Regions from separate parts of the Homo sapiens genome. Here region 2 is linked to region 1. Evidence: read pairs that join two places in POLR2A ChIA-PET (ENCODE). Cell type or tissue: MCF 10A. All regions are shown on one strand. Each heading gives the region's core, and the rest is flanking DNA. Links, peaks and the distances in the headings are about the cores only.

Region 1 (9,485 bases), core at 1-8,000:
CCAGTAATCCCAAAACTAAGTGTTTGCCCAAGTGAAGTAAAAACTTGTAGGCCGGGCGCGGTGGCTCACGTCTGTAATCCCAGCACTTTGGGGGGCCAAGGCGCATGGATCATTTGAGGTCAGGAGTTTGAGATCAGCCTGAGCAACATGGTGAAACCCCGTCTCTACTAAAAATATAAAAATTAGCCAGGCATGATGGAGCATGCCTATAATCCCAGCTACCCAGGAAAATTAGCCAGGTGTGGTGGAGGGTGCCTGTAATCCCAGCTACCCAGGAGGCTGAGGCAGGAGAATCACTTGAACCCGGGCAGCAGAGGTTGCAGTGAGCCGAGATCGTTTCACTGCACTCCAGCCTGGGCAACAAGAGCTAAAGTCCACCTCACACACACAAAAAAAAGAACTTGTAGCCAGGCACAGTGGCTTATGCCTATAATCCCCACAGTTTATGAGGCCAAAGCGGGATGAACGCTTGAATCTAGAAGTTTGAGACCGGCCTGGGCAACATGGTGAAACCCCATCTCTACAAAAAAAAAAAAATTACAAAAATTAGACAGGCGTGTAGGAGTGAACATGTAGTCCCAGCTACTCCAGAGGCTAAGGTGAGAAGACCTGCAGAGCCTGGGAGGTCCAGGTTGCAGTGAGTCGTGATCACACCACTGCACTCCAGTCTGGGCAACATAGTGAAACTGTGTTTCAAAAAAATAAAAAATGTTCTCTGGTGAGGACTCGGTGATTGAGGGTCAGTGTTCGATGGAGACTTACTTTTTTTTTTCTTTTTGAGACAGTCTCTGTTGCCCAGGCTGGAATGCAATAGCACCATCATAGCTCACTACAGCCTCGACCTCCAGGCTCAACTGATCCTTCAGCCTCCCGAGTAGCTGGGACCACAGGCACGTGCCGCCACGCCCAGCTATTTTTATTTTTTGTAGAGATGGGGTCTCACCATGTTGCTCAAGCTGATCTCAAATTCTTGGGCTCAAGCAATCCTCCTGCCTCGAACTCCCAAAGGCCTGGGGTTGCAGGCATAAAACACCACACCCAGCCTTACTTTTGTCCATAGACTTATTTTAATTTATTAATTAATTTATTTATTTGAGACTGAGTCTTGCTCTATTGCCCAGGCTGGAGTGCAGTGGCACGATCTGGGCTCACTGCAACCTCCGCCTCCCAGGTTCAAGCAATTCTAGTGCCTCAGCCTCCCGAGCAGCTGGGATTACAGGTGCACACCATCATGCCTGGCTAATTTTTGTATTTTTAGTAGAGACAGGGTTTCACCATGTTGGCCAGGCTGGTTTCGAACTCCTGACCTCAAGTGATCCTCCTGTCTCGGCCTCCCAAAGTGCTGGGATTACAGGTGTGAGCCACCGTGCCCAGCCTAATTTTAACTTTTAACTATGTACATGCATTACTGTGCACAACCAGCTGTGGGCAAGTACAGCCCAATAGCCCCTCCTCTTCACTGTCTTGAGTATCTCTTGCTCGTTGTTGAGGGCCCGTCTAGCGCCATGCCCCATAGGCTGCCTATAGGAGTCCTTTTGACCCTTCAGGCACCCACACAATTGTGGAAATGTGGCTGGACCAACAAATAGTGGGAGTGAGTGGTAATCCATGTGTGACATGCGAGAGGTGCACATTTTTTTCTCTCTCTCTTTTTTTTTTCCATAGAAATATAAAATGTTTGTAGAAATGTAAAATCTTTTGTTTTTCTTTTTTTTTATTTTTCCAGACAGGGGTTAACTCTGTCACCCAAGTTGGGCTGCAGTGGTGCAGTCACAGCTCACTGCAGCCTCAACATCCCAGTCTAAGGGATCCTCCCACCTCAGCCTCCTGAGTAGCTGGGACTACAGGTGTGTGTCATCACACCTGGCTACTTCTTTTATTTTCTGTAGAAGCAGAGTCTCGCTATGTTGCCCAGGCTAGTCTTAAACTCCTGGTCTCAAACAAATTCTCCCACCTCAGCCTCCCAAAGTGCTGGGATTACAGGCATGAGGCACTATGCCCAGCCTGTAATCTTATTAGCACACAGCCATGCCCCCCACTTTTTTTTTTTTTATTTTTGAGAGAGGTTCTCACTCTCACCCAGGCTGGAGTGCAGTGGCATGATAAGGGGTCACTGCAGCTTCAACCTCCCCTGGCTCAGGCAATCCTCCCATCTCATCCTCCCAAGTAGCTGGGACTACTTGTGCATGCCACCATGCCCAGCTAATTTTTTGTATTTTTTGTAGAGATAGGGTTTCGCCATGTTGCTCAGACTGGTCTTGAACTCCTAGATTCAAGCATTCTGCCCACCTCAGCCTCCCAAAGTGCTGGGATTAATTACAGGCGTGAGCCACCGCATCTGGCCGCCTGCCTGTTTCTTAATGCATTGTCTATGGGCGCTTTTACACGGCAACAGAGGAATTGAGAAGCTGCAACAGAACTCACTTAAAATATTTTACCCGGCACTTGAAGAAAACATTTGTCCACTCTTGAATTCTTTTTCATACTTTTTCTAGGCCACAGGTATATTATTAACAGATTAACCATTATTTTTTTTTTCAGCTATAGCCAATAATAATAAAAAAGAGCAACTCACATTGATGGTGCCCTTATTGTGTGTGTGTCGTTTCATGGCATCCTGAAGACAGCTGAGAGACAGATGTGATCATGCCTGTTTTACAGATGGAAACTGAGGTTTGGAGGGTTGAAGTTGCTTCTGAGTAAATGGCTGAGTCAGTGCAACTTGACCCCAGTTCTGCTCCACTCACCCAACGTTGCTCAGCCGTTTTCGGTTGTTTCAGTTTCACTGCAGACACTTCTCTGTTCTCCCCCTGCCCTCCTTCTCTCCCCCAAACTCTCTCTCTTCCTTCTCCTCCTTTCTCTTCTTCTGCTCCCCAATCCCCCTCCTCCTCTTTCATCTTCTTCCTCCTCCTCCTTCCTCCTCCCAGCCCTCCTCCTCCTCCTCAACCTCCTCCCCTTCTATCTCCTCCCCCTCCTCCTCTTTCTTCTCCCTCGCCCTCCTCTCTTCTTTTCTCTCCCCCAACCCCCTCTCTACTGGGCCTTTGCATGTGCCCATCCCCCAGCCTGGAAACTTCCTCCTGTTCTGGTTAATTTCTGCTCATTCTCCAGGTCTCAGTCTACCTTTTTGTTGTCGTTGTTGTTGTTGTTGAGACGGAGTCTCGTTCTGTTGCCCAGGCTGGAGTGCAGTGGTGCGATCTCGGCTCACCGCAAGCCCCGCCTCCCAGGTTCACGCCATTCTCCTGCCTCAGCCTCCCGAGTAGCTGGGACTACAGGTGTGCGCCACTGCACCTGGCTAATTTTTCGTATTTTTAGTAGAGATGCGGTTTCACCATGTTGGCCAGGCTGGTCTCAAACTCCTGGGCTCAAGCGATCCACTTGCCTCAGCCTCCCAAAGTGCTGGGATTACAGGCATGAGCCACCGTGCCTGGTCTCCAGGTCTGTTTAAATGTCATTTCTTCCTAAAGCTTTCCTGGCTAATTCGATTCTTCTTCTCAAATGTATCTTGGGGGGTGAAAGGTCTGAGAAGAGGGAGGGGCATAGAGATAAAGGAAGCTTCCAACAGAGGTGCATCACCAATGCCCTTCTCCCAGGTCCGAGGTCATACCCCTGGCTCGAGGGGAGGCGGCTTCCGATGCCTGGTCCATGCTGGGGTATCAAGTTCCAGCCCTCTCACCCCAGTTTGGGACAATTCTGTAGGACCGCCTCACTGGCAGAGCTTGCTGAGGGAGTAAGCTGAGGCCTTTGTAGGCCACAAGGTTGAGACCAGCCTGAGCATCATAGTAGGGCCTTGTTTCTATGAAAACATTTTTTTAAAAAATGAAACTTCCCACATGACAATTTTTTTTTTTGAGACGGAGTCTCACTCTGTCACCCAGGCTGGAGTGCAATGGTGCGATCTCAGCTCACTGCCACTTCCGCCTCCCAGGTTCAAGTGATTCTCATCTCAGCCTCTCAAGTAGCTGAGATTACAGGTGCCCACCACCACACCTGGCTAATTTTTATATATTTTAGTAGAGATGGGGTCTCGCCATGTTGGCCAGGCTGGTCTTGAACTCCTGACTTCAAGTGATCCGCTCATCTCTGCCTCCCAAAGTGCTGGGATTACAGCCATGAGCCACAGCGCCCGGCTTCCCCATGACAATTTTAAACATGAGAACTATGTATATGCCACAGTCTGGAACTTGGGATCTCAAATAATCTTGGATTCCTTGTTCTCAGTCCCCATACAGAAGGGAGGAGGGCTGGCCTTTGGACTCCCCCAAATCTGGGTTCGAATCCCAGCTCCACCACTGCAAGTCTGGTTGCTCTGGACCAGTTACTTAACGTTCTCTAAATGTCAGTTACATCCGTGAGATAAGCTACCTCGCGGGACTTCATTCAGTCCTTCTTCAAATATCTGTAGAATATTTGTAGGCTGAGGCCTTTGCTGGGACCGTGGAGAAGCCCAACTTCCTCCTCCCTTTCCCCCACTTCCTAGGCTTTGATCCAGCCCTGGAGCCTTGATCGAATTGATCTCTCTTTCAAGTCTTCCAGGGAGGCTGTGACTCAATCCTAGAAACCAGGGGCAGGTCCAGGCTGCCTGTGGTCTACTTGCTCCACTTCCTCAGGTGCTCAAGGGTGACTCATCACTCAGTAAGTTCAGAGCAGAGGGCGTTCTCCTCAATGTGTGCCAGGAGCACAGCAGGAATGTAGGCACCCTCAGAGCTCCCCAGAATTCCCTAACCCTGGACCACACTGTGGCATTGCAGCCTATGTGGGGCTGAGGCTCTGTTTCACATTGGGTGCCCAATGGACTGCTTTACAGGACAGATGCCTTGTTATCCTGCTCTGCTCCGGTAGAACAAATATTTGTAGAAGGACCGAATGAAGTCCTGCAAGGTAGCTCATCTCACAGACGAAACTGATGTTTAGAGAACATTAAATAACTGGCCCAGAGCAACCAGACTTAAAGTGGTGGAGCTGGGATTCAAACCCAGATTTGGGGGAGTCCAAAGGCCAGCCCTCCTCCCTTCTGTATGGGGACTGAGAACACGGAATCCATGACCATTTGAGATCCCAAGTTCCAGACTGTGGCATGTACATAGTTCTCATGATTAAAATTGTCACGTGAGAAGTTTCATTAAAATTTTTTTTTTTTTTTTTTTTTTTTGTAGAGACAAGGTCTCACTATGTTGTCCAGGCTGGTCTCAAGCTCCTGACCTCAAGCGATCCTCCTGCCTCAGCCTACCAAATTGTTGGGATTGTAGGTGTGAACCACTGCACTCTGCCCAGAGGTTTCAAAGTGAACTTTTTTTCTTTAATCAAGATGGGGTCTCACTATGTTGCCCAGACTGGTCTCAAACTCCTGAGCTCAAGCGATCCTCCCGCCTTGGCATCCCAAATTGCTGGGCTTACAGGCATGAGCCACTGCACCTGGCCTCAAAGTGGAATGTTTTTAGTGGGGGGAAGGTGCTGGATATTACTGTCAGTCCTTTAGAGGAAGTAAAATAAATCCTACAGGTACATTGACATTCTCAGGTCACTTTCAGAGGGATGAGCAATAAATTCATTCAATGCCTTCTTTACTAAAAGCATTAGAGATAAAGAAATTCTGGAAGTAAATCTTGCTGAAATGCATTTTGTCAGGGGAACTCAGTTGAACAAAAACTAAAGGTTGAGTTCAGAAAAGGTAAATGTCTTTTACCAAGATTTAGTTCTTTTCTTCCAGGTAGATATGCCTTTTCTTAGGATCTGGAGTGAGAGGCTGTTGGAAAATAAGGGTTGGGGAAAGCCACAGATGGAATTTTACAAATTGGAGACAGCTACTTAATAGAAACGGCATCTCATCAGACAAGTCAAGGCAACTGTTGAAAATATGACATGTCTCTCTATCAGCCATTCATGGCCCAGGACACTATGGCAACCAAATCCAAACTGCTGGTTCAAAGAGATTAGTCTGAATCCCAAAAGAATCCTAATTCTCTCCTGATTTATTAAGGAAGAAAACAACAACCGCCTTTATTTGCAATATTATTGCATTGCATGCAATCCTAGGAAAAGGTGTGGCTGTTATTTTTGAAGAAGTACTCACCCTATACTAGATACAGTATGAAACATTATTCATGCGTCATTGCATTTATTTCTCACGTGATCTCAAGAGGTAGATGCTACTGTCATCCTGATTTTAAGATGAAGAAAGCAAGCCTTAGGGAGTTAAAGGGAACTGCCCAAGGTCAAACAGCTGGAAAGAGACTTGGCCAGACGCAAAAACAGTCTGATGCCCGGTTCAAGGTCCTTTAGTTTCATCTGTCCAGTAAGTAGACAGAGTATTTGATACTTGGGCTGGACTAGACAAATCTATGATGTGTAATTGTTCTGTGAACTCACAGATCCTAGCGTGAAGAGTTTTTTGTTTTGTTTTGTTTTGGTTTTTTTAGATGCAGTTTCGCTCTTCTTGCCTACGCTGGAGTGCAATGGCGTGATCTTGGCTCACTGCAACCTCCACCTTCCGGGTACAAGTGATTCTCCTGCCTCAGCCTCCTGAGTAGCTGGGACTACAGGCACCCACCACCACGCCCGGCTAATTTTTTGTATTTTTAGTAGAGATGGGGTTTCACTATGTTGGCCAGGCTGGTCTCAAACTCCTGACCTCAAGTGATCCACCCGCCTCAGCCTCTCAAATTGCTGGGATTACAGGCGTGAGCCACTGTGCCCGGCCTTTTTTTTTTTTTTTTTTTAGATAGGGTCTTGCTCTGTCGCCCAGGCTAGAGTGCAGTGGTACAATCATAGCTCACTGTAGCCTTGAATTCCTGGGCTCAAGCGATTCTCCCACCTCAACCTCCCTGAGTGGCTGGGACTACAGGTGCGTACCATTACAACACCTGGCTAATTTTTTTTTATTTTTTAATATTTTGTAGAGACAAATTCTTGTTATGTTACCCAAGGTGGTATTGAACTCCTGGCCTCAAGTGATCCTCCCACCTTGTCCTCCCAAAGTTCTGAGATTACAGGTGTGAGCCACTGTGCTTAACCAAGTGAAGACTTTTTTGGCTAGCTCAACCCTGTAATTCCAGCACTTTGGGAGGCCGAGGTGGGTGGATCACCTGAGGTCAGGAGTTCAACACCAGCACGGCCAACATGGCAAAACCCTGTCTCTACTAAAAATACAAAAATTAGCTGGGCATGGTGGTGGGCGCCTGTAGTCCGAGCTACTCAGGAGGCTGAGGCAGGAGAATTGCTGGAACCTGGGAGGCGGAGGCTGCAGTGAGCCGAGATCACACCACTGCACTCCAGTCTGGACGACAGAGCAAGACTCTGTCTCAAAAAAAACCCCAAAAACAAAAAACAAAAATCAAAACAAACAAAAAGCCCAAAGGAGGACTTTTTCATGCTGATAAAGAATGTAGGATAAACCTGATACCCTCTCCAAAATCTCTTCCAATTTTCCTAACCTCTGTACCAATGAGGACTTCCTTTCCTTTCTGACTTTCGATCAATGTAACAAAAATAAAATTGAAGCAGAGAAGGGTTAAGTATGTTGCTCAAGGTCTTGCAGGTGATTTGGGTTAGAGCCAATCTTGAACTCAGCCAGGTGAGGTGGCACCTGGTTCCATGACTGGACCCTCCCTGCTGCCCTGGTTTGCGAGAAGATTCTTACACACATGTCCCTGATCTCCTTGAAGCTTTGATTTTCCACCTAGAGCCCCACTGCAGCATCCTGGTTATCTGCGCAAGCTCTGTTGTTACACTGAACTGGATGGTGAATCCTGGGTACCTGTGTGGCCTTGGGCAAAAAAAAAAAAAAAAAAAAAAGCACCTCTCTGAGCTTCCATTTCTTTCATTCTTTCTTTCCCTTTCCCCTCTCCTCCCCTCCCCTCCCCTCCCCTTCTCTCTCTCTCTCTCTCTCTCTCTCTCTCTCTTTCTTTGTTGGAGTCTCCGTCTGTTGTGCAGGCTGGAGTGCAGTGGCGCAATCTTGGCTTGCTACAACCTCTGCCTCCTGGCTTCAAGCAATTCTCCTGCCTTGGCCCCCCTGACGAGCTGGGATTACAGGCATGCACCACCATGCCAGCTAATGTTTGTATTTTTGTAGAGATGGGGTTTTGCCATGTTGGCCAGGCTGGTCTCAAACTTCTGACCTCAAGTATTACGCCCATTTTGGCCTCCCAAAGTGCTGGGATTACAGGTGTGAGCCACCACACACGTTCTTGGGCCTCCATTTCTACAGCTATTAAAAGGAGGCCATAATAGTACCTAACTCCTGGGATATTATCGTGGCTAAAATGAGCTAATGGGCCAGGTGCGGTGGCTCACATCTGTAATCCCAGTACTTTCGGAGGCCGAGGCGGGTGGATTACCTGAGGTCAGGAGTTCGAGATCAGCCTGGCCAACATGGCGAAAGCCCGTCTCTACTAAAAATACAAAAATTAGCCAGGTGTGGTGGCTTGCACCTGTAGTCCCAGCTACTCGGGAGTCTGGGGCAAGAGAATCGCTTGAACCCAGGAGGTGGAGGTTGCAGTGAGCTGAGATTGTGCCACTGCACTCCAGCCTGAGTGACAGAGCTAGACTCCATCTCAAAAACTAATAATAATAATAATAATAATAATAATAATAATAATAATAATATCATAATAAGATGGGCCTGGCGCGGTGGCTCACGCCTGTAATCCCAGCACTTTACTCTACTAAATCTCTACTAAAAATACAAAAATTAGCCAGGTGTGGTGGCGGGTGCCTGTAATCCCAGCTACTTGGGAGGCTGAGGCAGGAGAATCACTTGAACCTGGGAGGCGGAGGTTGAAGTGAGCCAAGATGGCGCCATTGCACTCCAGCCTGGGAAACAGGAGTGAAACTCTGTCTCAAAAAAATTAAATAAATAAATAAGTAAATAAATAAATAAAATGAACTAATGCATGAAGAGCACTTAGTTAAATTAAATAAATAAATAAAATTTTTAAAAAATAAAATTAATTAAATAATAAATAAATAAATAAAATGAACTAATGCATGCAACAACTTAGCACAGTGCCTAGGACATAATAGGCACTCGATAAGTGGGCTGGGCGTAGTGGCTCATGCCTGTAATCTGAGCACTCTGGGAGGCTGAGGCGGGCAGATCACCTGAGCTCAGGAGTTCAAGACCACCCTGGGCAACATGGCGAAACCCCATCTGTACAAAAATTACAAAAATTAGCTGACCATGGTGATACCCACCTGCAGTTCCAGCTACTTGGGAGGCTGAGGTGGGAGGATCACTTGAGCCCGGGAGACTAAGGTTGCTGTGAGCCCAGATCATGCCACTACACTCCAGCCTGGTGGACAAAGCTAGACCCTGTCACACACACACACACACACAAAAGTGGCTATTTCCTCACCATTCCCCCCTTGGCAGGTCACAGCCCAGTCCACTCCACTCCTCCATGGTCTCCATTCTTGTCGCCTCGACACCAGATGGCCTGGATTAGGTGTGTAAGAACATATTTATGCTCCAGTTTTCTCTTGTCAAATTC
Region 2 (11,252 bases), core at 1,595-9,594, 67 kb after region 1:
GTCTCGAACTCCTGGGCTCAAGCAATCCACCCACCTTGGCCCTTCCATGTGCTGGGATTACAGGCATGAGGCACTACGCCCTGCTGAATCTCAGGTCTTAAAAATTCAGTTTATTTTGTTTTATGAGTCTCTTCTCTTTCTCAGAACCTTAACTGAAACGTTTGTGATCAAGACCAACTTGGGTTTCCCCACTCCCCAGTTGCCTTTGATTCTCCGCCAAAGGCTTGTTCGTAAGATGATGAGGTACTTTTTTCCTGTGGTTAAGAGGACTTTCTATAGGTTGCTAGAAAACTCTTGTTTTAAAACAAGATGTTGTTGAATTGATCTGGCTGATTGCAGGAGGAAGATCTTGTACTGCAACTTTGTTGATGATGCTAATACTTTAAGGTGAATATTCTAGAAGAATATAAAGGGAAAAATAAAAGTTTTAGTATGTTCCCACCCTGCCCTTTGTTCCCAGAAGTAGCCGTTATTGATGATGGTTGTTGATGATAGTTTCTTGGGTGTTTTTCGAGAAAAGTTTCAAGTATATGCAAATGTATGTGCAAGAACGTGTTCGTTTGTGTGTATATGTTTACATATTCATTTTTTCCCTCCCTAGTTGGGTATTTTAAATACTGTTTTGTCTCTTGTTCTCTTCACTTAACCAGTGTTGATTTTCTTGCCATTTTAAGCCCATGCAAATTGAAAGTAAAAGCCAATCAAATCAACTTTTTTTTTTTTTTTTTTTTAAACAAGCCACGCATTTGCCTGTTAAATGGCTGAGCCATGTATTCACCCATTCCCCTCTTGGTGTCTATCAAGGTCATTCCCAGTTCCTGGTTTCTTGCTGTGATAAGCAGTGCTGCACTGAAGGCACATGTATGCAAATATATGTAAATGATTCAGCAGAATAAATTTTCCCACAGGAAATTGCTAGGTTGACAGTATGTGCATTTTGAAATTTGATAGTTAATTGTCAGGTTACTGCAGCAGTTTATACTCCCACTAATGGGCCCACCAGCACTTATTAAGCACCTGTTGTTTTCCTGCCATATCAGAAAAATTGAGCAAGCTGGGAAGTGATCAGGCCCATGTTGCTTGGCTGTGTGTGAGAGGGCTTTGCCCAGTTAAGTTAAACCTTACTTTCCAGAGGTCAGGAGATCAAAGCAGAAGTGTGCTTTGGTTTTGTTCAGTTTTTTAAAAGATGTGTTTAAATTTTAAACATCTTTGGACTTATTTTAAAAATTGCTTTTAAATCAATAATTTAACAATGTGTAAAAACATTACTGATAGTCTCACCATGCTAATGTCACTCTGATTTTTACACCTAAACTAATTTAATTGCAGAGTTTTCTGATCACAAGTGACATGTGTTCCATATGACAGAACAAACAATACAAAGATATTTAAATAAAGCCTGAACATGGTACTGATATTAGTTTGTTCATGCTGCTATGAAAAAATACCTGAGACTGCGTAGTTTATAAAGGAAAGAGGTTTAATTGACTCACAGTTCTGCATGGCTGGGGAGGCCTCAGGAAACTTAAAATGATGGTGGAAAGGAAAGCAAACATGTCCTTCTTCACATGGTGGCAGGAGACAGAAGTGCAGAGTAAAGAGGAGAAAAGCCGGTATAAAACCATCAGATCTTCTGAGGACTCACTATCAGGAGAACAGCATGGGGGAACCGCTCCCATGATCTAATCACCTCCAGTGAGGTCCCTCCACCAACACGTGGGGATTACAATTAAGATTACAATTCAAGATGAGATTTGTGCGGGGACACAGAGCCGTGCCATATCATTCTGCCCCTGGCCCCTCCCAAATCTCATCTTTCTCATATTTCAAAACACAATTATGCCTTCCCAACAGTTCCCCAAAGTCTTAACTCATTTCAGCATTAACTCAAAAGTCTATGTCCAAAATCTCATCTGAGACAAAATCTAGTCTCTTTCACCTATCAGCCTGTAAAATCAAAAGAAGTTAGTTAGTTCCTAGATACAATGGGGGTACAGGCATTGGATAAATACACCCGTTTGAAATGGGAGAAATTGGCCAAAACAAAGGGGCTGCAGGCCCCATGCAAGTCTGAAATCCAATAGGCCAGTCATAAAACTTTCAAGTTCCATAGTTATCTCCTTTGACTCCGTGTCTCACATCCAGGTCACACTGTTGCAAGAGGTGGGCTTCCACGGCCTTGGGCAGCTCTGCCCCTGTGGCTTTGCAGGGTATAGCCCCGCTCCTGGCTGCTTTCACAGGTTGGCGTTGAGTGTCTCCGTCTTTTCCAGGCACACGATGTAGCTGCAGGTGGATCTACCATTCTGGGTTCTGGATGGTGGCCCTTTTCTCACAGCTCCATTAGGCAGTACCCCAGTGGGGACTCTGTGTGGGGGCTCTGACCCCATATTTCCCTTCTTTACTGCATTGGTAGAGGTTCTCCATAAAGGCTCCACCCCTGCAGCAAACTTCTGGCTGGACATCCAGGCATTTGCATACATCCTCTGAAATCTAGGTGGAGGTTTCCAAACCTCAGTTCTTTAGTTCTATGTACCCACAGGCTCAATACCACATGGAAGCTGCCGAGGCTTGGGGCTTGCACCCTCTGAAGGCACAGCCTGAGCTGTGTACCTTGGCTCCTCTTAGCCATGACTGGAGTGGCTGGGCACCAAGTCCTAAGGCTGCACACATCAGGGGGGCCCTGGACCCAGCCCAGGAAACCGTTTTTCCCTCCTAGGCCTGTGATGGGAGGGGCTGCTGTGAAGGTTTGTGATATGCCCTGGAGACATTTTCCCCATTGTCTTGGAATTGGGCTCCTTGTTACTTTTGCAAGTTTCTGCAGCCGGCTTGAATTTCTCTTCAGAAAATGGGTTTTTCTTTTTACATTGTCAGACTGCAAATTTCCACACTTTTTTTTTTTTTGAGATGGAGTCTCTCTCTGTTGCCCAGGCTAGAGTGCAATGGCATGATCTCGGCTCATTGCAACCTCTGCCTCCTGGGTTCAAGCAATTCTCCTGCCTCAGCATCCCGAGTAGCTGGGATTACAGGCACCCGCCATCATGCCTGGCTAATGTTTGTATTTTTGTAGAGACAGGATTTCACCATGCTGGCTAGACTGGTCTCGAATTCCTGACCTCAAGTGATCTGCCCACCTTGGCCTCCCAAAGTGCTGGGATTACAGGCGTGAGCCACTGCGCCCGGCCAATTTCCACCCTTTTATGCTCTGCTTCCTCTTGAATGCTTTGCTGCTTAGTAATTTCTTCCCCTAGATGCCCTAAATCTTCTCTCTCAAGTTCAAAGTTCCACAGATCTCTAGGGCAGGGTCAAAATGCTGCCAGTCTCTTTGCTAAAGCATAGCAAGGATCAGGAGAACAGCATGGGGGAACCGTCCCCATGATCTAATCACCTCCCATGATGTCCCTTCCCTAATATGTGGGGATTCCAATTCAGATTACAATTCAAGATGGGATTTAGGTGGGGACACAGAGCCAGACCATATCAGTAATCTCTTGGGCTAACCAATAACCAATGTATTCTTGTATTTTTTCTTTGAAATTTTATAAATATTTATAAATTTAAATAACATTTAAATCAAAATGGATTATGTTGTAATCATTACTCTGCCAGTTTTTTTTTTTTAATTTTTAAATTTATTTTTTGTAGAGACAGGATCTCCCTATGTTACCCAGGCTGGTTTTGAACCCCTGGACTGAATCGATCCTCCGGCTTTGGCCTCCCAAAGTGCTGGGATCAAAGTTTGTTAATTTGATAGCTAAAATATATTTTCATCTGCATTTCAATTACAATTAGAAGCTATGTATCCTGCAACATATTTTCCAGCAATTTGTGTATTTTCAGTGTGTCTTTCTGAGTCCTTTTTGGGTATGCCTGGACTAGTTTGTCTTTTTCCTGTTAGTTTGTAAGGGCTCTTGTTATTGTGGGACCTTTCCTCTTTGTCCATCACCTGTATTGTATAAATATTTTGTTACAGGCTATTGTTTTCCTATTGGCATATTAACATTTGAGTCTTGTTCTTACTAGTATGTAGTTTTGCAAGGTTGCATTTGTAGCTTGCATACTGTCTCCTATGTTTTTATTTACTGTAATAAGTATTTTCCCATGTACCCACGTAACCTTTTTAATTAAACCTATAAATGTCCAATCGATAGTTCCCTGTGTTGGTGGGCTATAATCACATAATTATTATCTGTGGTTTGACATTTGGGTTGCTGTGTTTTCTTTCTCCTTTTTTTTTTTTATTATTATTTTTGAGACGGAGTCTTGTTCTGTCGCCCAGGCTGAAGTGCAGTGGTGCGACCTTGGCTCACTGCAAGCTCCGCCTCCCAGGTTCACGCCATTCTCCTGCCTCAGCCTCCCAAGTAGCTGGGACTACAGGCACCTGCCACCACGCCTGGCTAATTTTTTTGTGTTTTTAGTAGAGACGGAGTTTCACCGTGTTAGCCAGGATGGTCTTGATCTCCTGACCTTGTGATCTGCCCACTTCGGCCTCCCAAAGTGCTGGGATTACAGGCATGAGCCACTGTGCCCAGCCCCTTTCTCCCTTTTTAACTTTTTTGAGACAGCATCTTATACCATCACCCAGGCTGGAGTGCATTGCGCAATCTTGGCTCCCTGTGACCTCTGCCTCCTGGGTTCAGGTGATTCTCCTGCCTCAGCCGCTGGAGTAGCTGGGATTACACATGTGTACCATGATGCCTGATTAATTTTTGTATTTTCAGTAGAGATGGGGTTTCACCATGTTGGCCAGGCTGGTCTCGAACTCCTGACCTCAGGTGATCTGCCTCCCAACGTGCTGGGATTACAGGCGAGAGCCACCATACCCAGTCATTTTTATTTTTCTTTTAAAGAAAACACTGTCCTGAATACCACATGGGTAGAGTGCGTATTGGCTTATTTCCTTAGATGATGTTCTCAGGAGTGGAATGAATAACATCTGAAAAGGCTTCACTCTAGCCATTGTCTTATTTTCTAAAAGTGAGCTGGCCCAGCTCACCGTTCTAGCAGGGTCTAAGGTTACTTACTGCTGTGGTTATTATTCAGAGTGGACGATGGTGCATGTTAATGTCAGGCACAGCAGGGCGCGGTGGCTCACGACTGTAATCCTAGCACTTTGGGAGGCCGAGGTGGGCGGATCACGAGGTCAGGAGTTGGAGACCAGCATGACCAACATGGTGAAACCCCATCTCTACTAAAAATACAAAAATTAGCTGGCGTGGTGGCAGGCACCTGTAATCTCAGTTACTCGGGAGGCTGAGGCGGGAGAATTGCTTGAACCCAGGAGGCGGAGGTTGCAGTGAACTGAGATTGTGCCACTGCACTCCAGCCTGGGTGACAGAGAGACTTTATCTTAAAAAAAAAAAAAAAAGTCAGGCTTTTCTAGGGTTCCTCCATCAGCCTTGTAAGGCTGGAGACCCGTGGCCAGGAAGAAAATTGGAGCTGTCTGGCACTGGGAAGGGTAACCCAGTAGTTATAATTAGGTTGGCTTATCTGCGAGCCCTTTGATAAGGCTTCACTAATTTACTAACCCAGGATCGCATGTTAGATCAGGATCTCTCTGAGTGCTGCAATTGTAGTTTGCTTTTCTCTCTCTCTTTTTTTTTTTTTTTTAGAGACAGAGACTCACTCTGTTGCCCAGGCTGGAGTGCAGTGGTATGATCATGGCTCACTGCAGCCTTGAACTCCTGGCCTCAAGCGATCTTCCTGCCTTACCCTCCCGAGTGTCTTGGATTATAGATGCTTGTCAACATGCCCAGCTAATTTTTAATTTTTTTTAGAGATGAGGTCTTGCCCTGTCACCCAGGCTGGAGTGCAGTGGCATGAACATAGCTCACTGCAGCCTTAAACTTCTGGCCTCAAGCAGTTCTCCTGCCTCAGCCTTCCAAAGTGCTGGGATTACAGGTGGGCACCACTGTGCCTGGCCTGCAGTGGTTTAATAGGGCTCTTTCATCTTTAACTTTGGTCCCCTGCCCCCTGAGATCCGTGGAGTGAGCCGTTTGACGCTTGGTACTTGGGACAAAGCTGGCCTATGTCCAGTTCTCTGCATACTTGGTAGGGGAGTGTTTGGAGAAAAGGCTCACCTCTGAGTCACACCCTCTATATTCTCCAAAGGGCCATGGGGATGGGGTGGAGGAGGCTGGGGTGAAGAGATGTTGTAGCTCCAGAGAAAGCCAGGGAGGTGTATGCTGGGTGAAGAGGCCAAGTTCAGGAGCCTAGGTTTGAAAATCAGTATAGACGATTCAGGTTAATTCACCCTGTTGTTATAGAGCATCTGTCTGTAGGGTGGCCAGGTCTGGGTGAGTCTCTTGGACAAGATGGGTATCAGGTTTCAGCTCTGAAATTGGACTGATATGTGGGGAGATTCATTCTGCAGTTTTATTTGTAGTTTAGGTTTAAGAAAACTTGGACTGGGCACTGTTGCTGTCGTCTGATCCCAGCACTTAGTGATGCTGAAGTGGGAGGATCACTTGAGCCCAGGAGTTTGAGACCAGCCTGGGCAACAGAAAGACCCCATCTCTACAAAATAATAATAATAATAATTATTATTATTATTATTAGCTGGGCATGATGGGACATGCCTGTAGTCCCAGCTACTCAGGAGGCTGAGGCGGGAGGTTTGCTTGGTCCTGGGAGGTTGAGCTGCAGTGAGCTATGATTGCACCACTGCACTCCAGCCTGGACAACAGCATGGCACTGTCTCCAAAAAAAAAAAAAACAACAAAAAAAAAACTTGTTTAACTACCTAAATCATAGCATTTGTGTGAAGCCAGACTATCACAACTCTGAGAACTGCTGACATATACATATTTTGGAAGTTCCAGGTTTTCTGTTACTATAAACATGGTAGAGATTGAATTACTTAAAGGGACGTCTTTTCTCCTACTCTTTGTCTTGTCTGATGTTATAAGGGGTACAGTATAGAATGAAAACAGTGCAGAAATGAGTGAAACATGAAAATCCCTTCTAGAGATAATTTTCTTTTATTATTTTTTTGAGACGGAGTCTTGCTCCATTGCCCAGTCTGGAGTACAGTGATCTCGGCTCACGGCAACCTCCACCTCCCAAGTTCAAGTGATTCTCCTGCCTCAGCCTCCCGAGTAGCTGGGGTTATAGGTGTGTACCATGCACCACCATGCCCGGCTAATTTTTGTATTTTTAGTAGAGACAGGGTTTGCTGTGTTAGCCAGGCTGGTCTCGAATTCCTGACCTCAGGTGATCCGCCTACCTCGGCCTCCCAAAGTCCTGGGATTACCGGGGTGAGCCACCATGGCCAGCCTCTTCTAGAGACAATCTTATTGGCAGGTTGATGTTTTTAATTTTCAGCCTCTCTTCTCCACAGATCCTAAAGATATAGTAATTTTTTTTTTTGAGACAGAGTCTTGCTCTATTACCCAGGCTGGAGTGCAGGTGGCGTGATCTCTGCTCACTGCAGCCTTCACCTGCCGAGTAGCTAGGACTGCAGGCATGCACCACTATGTCTAGCTAATTTTTGTATTTTTAGTAGAGATGGGGTTTTACCATTTTGGCCAGGCTGGTCTCAAACTCATGACCTCAAGTGATCCACCTGCCGCAGCCTCCCAAAGTGCTGGGATTACAGGTCTAAGCCACCGTGCCCAGCCATAAATACATGGTATTTTTTAAGAACAAGAACGGGATTCTACAAAAACATATATATGTGTATTTTGAGACAGGATCTCCTCTGTTGCTCAGGGTGGAGTGCAGGGGCACGATCATGGCCCACTGCAGCCATGACCTCTCAGGCTCAAGCAATCCTCCCACCTTAGCCTCTGGAGTAGCTGGGACCACAGGTGCCCACCACCATGCCCAGCTAATATTTTTTCTTTTTTTTTTTTGTATTGAAAACAGTCAGCCAGGTGTGGTGGCTCACACCTGTAATCTCAGTACGTTGAGAGGCCGAGGTGGGCAGATCACTTGAGGTCAGTAGTTCAAGGCCAGGCTGTCCAACATGGTGAAACTCCATCTCTACTAAAAATACAAAAATTAACTGTGGTGGCGCTTGCCTATAATCCCAGCTACTGGGAAGGGGGAGGCATAAGGATCACTTGAACCTGGGAGGAGGAGGTTGTAGAGAGCCAAGATGATGGCACTGCACTCCAGCCTGGGCAACAGAGCAAGACTCTGTCTCAGAAAAACAAAACAAAACATATAGTCTTTATTTTTTTGTTTGCGTGGGCTGGTGCATCTTGATTATGATGCATTTTTGTTAATTGATATTTAATTGCAGATGAAATGTAACATGGATCTGAGTAATTGCTGATAATTGTTTCCTCTTTAGGCAGCTGGTCAGTCTTTTTTTTTTTTTTTTTTCTTTTTAAGAGAGTTTCTGTCTTGTTGCCCAGACTGGAGTGCAGTAGCGTGATCTCGGCTCACTGCAACCTCCTTTGCCAGGGTTCGAGTGATTCTCCTGCCTCAGCCCCCCGAGTAGCTGGGATTACAGGCATGTGCCACCACGCCCGGCTACTTTTTGTATTTTTAGTAGAGACGGGTTTTGCCATGTTGGCCAGGCTGGTCTCAAACTCCTGACCTCAGGTGATCCCCCCTGCCTCTGCCTCCCAAAGTGCTGAGATTACAGGCTTGAGCCACTGCTCCCAGCCCATAGTCTTTTTTTTTTTTAAACCTCTGTGTACAGGTAGGTCCTGGGGAAATTCGAGGCAAGACTTGGGTGAGTGGGTATCTTAGACCCTCTCAGGAGCTCTTTGCAGGAGGTAGAATCTCCGAGGGTCAGTGCCCATGAATGGGTCCCATGGCCTGACTGGTCCCATTCAGGTGACAGTCTCTGAGGGTCCTGCATAGCCCTTACCTGGGCTCCATGCTGGGAATCGAGCGGTATACAGAGCATGGTTCCCTGCCTTCCTTGAGCCCCAGTCTTGTTGGGGAAATGGCCAAATAAATGAATAATCATCAGGAAGTGCTATGAAGGGGAGCTGCGTGGTGCCCGGTGAGTGCAATAGCGGGGTTTCATCTGGTTGGAGAGAAAAAAGGAGACTCCTTAAGTGGGGAACCCGTTTGATGATACAGGTTTGGCTATGTGTGTCAAAGACCCCAAATATAGTGGGTTAAGATACAAGCTCATTTCTCTCTCATGTAAAAATCCCAGCTGGTGTGGCAGCTCTGTCCCCAAAATAATCAGGGTCCCAGGCCCCTCCCATCTTGTTGCTCTGCTGTCCTCATCTGCATGGATCAAGATGATGCATCTCCATGTCCACATGGCAGCCAGTAGGAAAGCAGAGTAAGGGCACAACCTGGAGGTTGCCTACGTCTCTCCTCGTCACATCCCATTGGCTTGTACCTAGTCATGTGGTGCCTCTAGCTGCAAAGGAGGCTGGGAAATGTAGTTTCCTTTCTAAGCAGGATGTACCCAGCTGAAGATGTTACTCAGGGATGAGGGAGAGTTGATACTGGAGCGCAGCTAGCAGTTTCTGCTGTATAGGCAAAAGCAGAAGGTAAGAATGTTCTGGGCAGTGGGAAATGCATGTGCAGAAGCACTGGCTTAATGAGGAAGGCCACTGTGGCTGGAGTCAAAGAGTAGGGAAGAGAAAAAGAACCAGAAGGAGGCTGAGAATTGGGCCTGTAGGACTTGGATCCTGTGGGAAGCCTTGGCAGCTTTCTTTCCCCCCTCCTTGCTTAGGCATTAGCTCTAAGACAGGGATATTTACAACACAATTATTTCTTTAAAATTATATATATATTTTAATTTGTACAGATGAGGTCTCCCTGTGTTGTCCAGGTTGGTTTCAAACCCCTGAGCTCAAGCCATCTTCTTGCCTCGGCCTCCGAAAGTGTTGGGATTACAGGTGTGAGCCATTATACCTGGCCTTCAACTCAGTCCCTAAAGACAACTCCTTCTCAAGTGTTGGAAAGAACCAATGACTAATCACTTCTAGTCTGCCTTATCCCCATCTTGCTTGTGTGACTTTGGTAAGAGTTTGTTTGTTTATTTAAAGGAGCAGAGAGTTTAATAGGCAAGAAGGGGCAAGAAAGAAGGGAGAATAAGATCCCCTGTATAGAGACGGAGGAGGGCTCCAAAGCTGAGAGAGGGAACCCCAGCTGCCACAGATAGCAGCTAGGTATATGTACAGAGGCTGGAAGAGGCAGTGTCTGATTTGCATAGGCCTCAGGGGATTGGTTTGACTAGGCATGTCTTTCACGTAGCGCATGAAAAAGCTGGCCCTCCCACCTAGCCTTTTAATATGCAAATGCAGGGTACCATGATCTGCACACTTGGGGAGGTGTGGTGGCGGCCATGTTGCTAGGAACATGTGGGGAAAGGGCAAGAAGGCTGTGGGAATCGCCATGTTTGGGTGGACCCAGTTTCTAATGGCTTGCATTTGCATATCAAAGGTTGCTGGCCTGGCTCTAAGAGCCGGGGCTTTACAAGAAACTTTTCCGGAGTTGCTTTAAAAACCAAACATTTCCCAAGGACCCCTTTTCCTCTCTATTTGCCTAAAATAATTGCTTAACTCCTACATTACCCCCTGTGGAGATGCCACATTAACTGCTGTTAGGGGGTTTTGGGCGACGACTTCTTCTGGCTACTTCCTGGTGAAAAGGGGCGTTGAATGGGGAACAGCAGCTAGGGCTCCTCCTGGGGTGGATCTAAGGGTCCTCGGAAGAATGGCGTGTCCATGTGTGCTTCAGGTTACAGCACCATTTTGAGTTTGATTGCTTCAGTCTGATGAAATAATTTCCTTTCCTGGCCAACACACCAAAATGATACGGCTCCGATGAGTGGGGGAACACCAGGGTTCTTGGTCCTCATGCCGGTTTAGATAAAATGACACAGACACACGTGGAGTGGTTTTAAGGAGTGGAGAGTTTAATAGGCAAGAAGGAAGGGAGAAGGAAGAAGGTCCCCTGTACAGAGACAGAGGGTGGGGGGCTCCAAAGCTGAGAGACGGAACCTCCAGGAGTTGATTTTATAAATAAAATAACATGCGTTGAGGTCACTCTGTGTTGTGTGGTATGCCCAGCCCTCTCTGCACATAACTTGTTTCAGGCCCACAGTCATGCTGGGTGGTTGCTGTAATGACTTTTTATTTTAAATGGGGAATCTGTGACACAGTTAAACATGCGCAGGATCATGTCACTAGCAAGGAGTGGACACGGTATTCAAACCCAGCAGGTTGACTCAAAGCCTGCCCTTTCCCCAGCTGTTTTGCCCCTCAGTCATTTGAGTCTAGTCTTCAGGATTTTGACATCTATCTCTTACCTTGTATCTGTTAGGATTGCATCTG

Evidence for each region. ChIA-PET counts read pairs that join two places held together with the same protein. Peaks named below come from ENCODE experiments on the same cell type or tissue, not always from the same donor. Only the 100,000 strongest peaks of a DNase experiment are listed, where the experiment ranks them.
Region 2: POLR2A ChIA-PET joins it to region 1 with 18 read pairs; 8 of 35 experiments call an interaction of 5 or more read pairs at or near these places.

What each region holds. Positions count from the first base shown.
Region 1 is chr16:15,895,231-15,904,715 of GRCh38, forward strand. It overlaps LOC107984869 (a long non-coding RNA gene), which reads right to left. Exons shown (of 3, transcript XR_001752339.2): 2 at 9,351-9,431; 3 at 7,318-7,762. Among named protein-coding and RNA genes, the nearest start is that of CEP20, 11 kb to the left of the region's middle. RefSeq lists an enhancer at 4,008-5,207. In MCF 10A, for the core only: no CTCF peak of the experiment used is centred there; a DNase peak (open chromatin) is centred at 4,601.
Region 2 is chr16:15,961,061-15,972,312 of GRCh38, forward strand. All of the region lies in intron 1 of ABCC1 (ATP binding cassette subfamily C member 1 (ABCC1 blood group)), which reads left to right. Among named protein-coding and RNA genes, the nearest start is that of ABCC1, 17 kb to the left of the region's middle. RefSeq lists enhancers at 9,115-9,754, 9,755-10,393, 10,394-11,033. In MCF 10A, for the core only: no CTCF peak of the experiment used is centred there; a DNase peak (open chromatin) is centred at 6,071.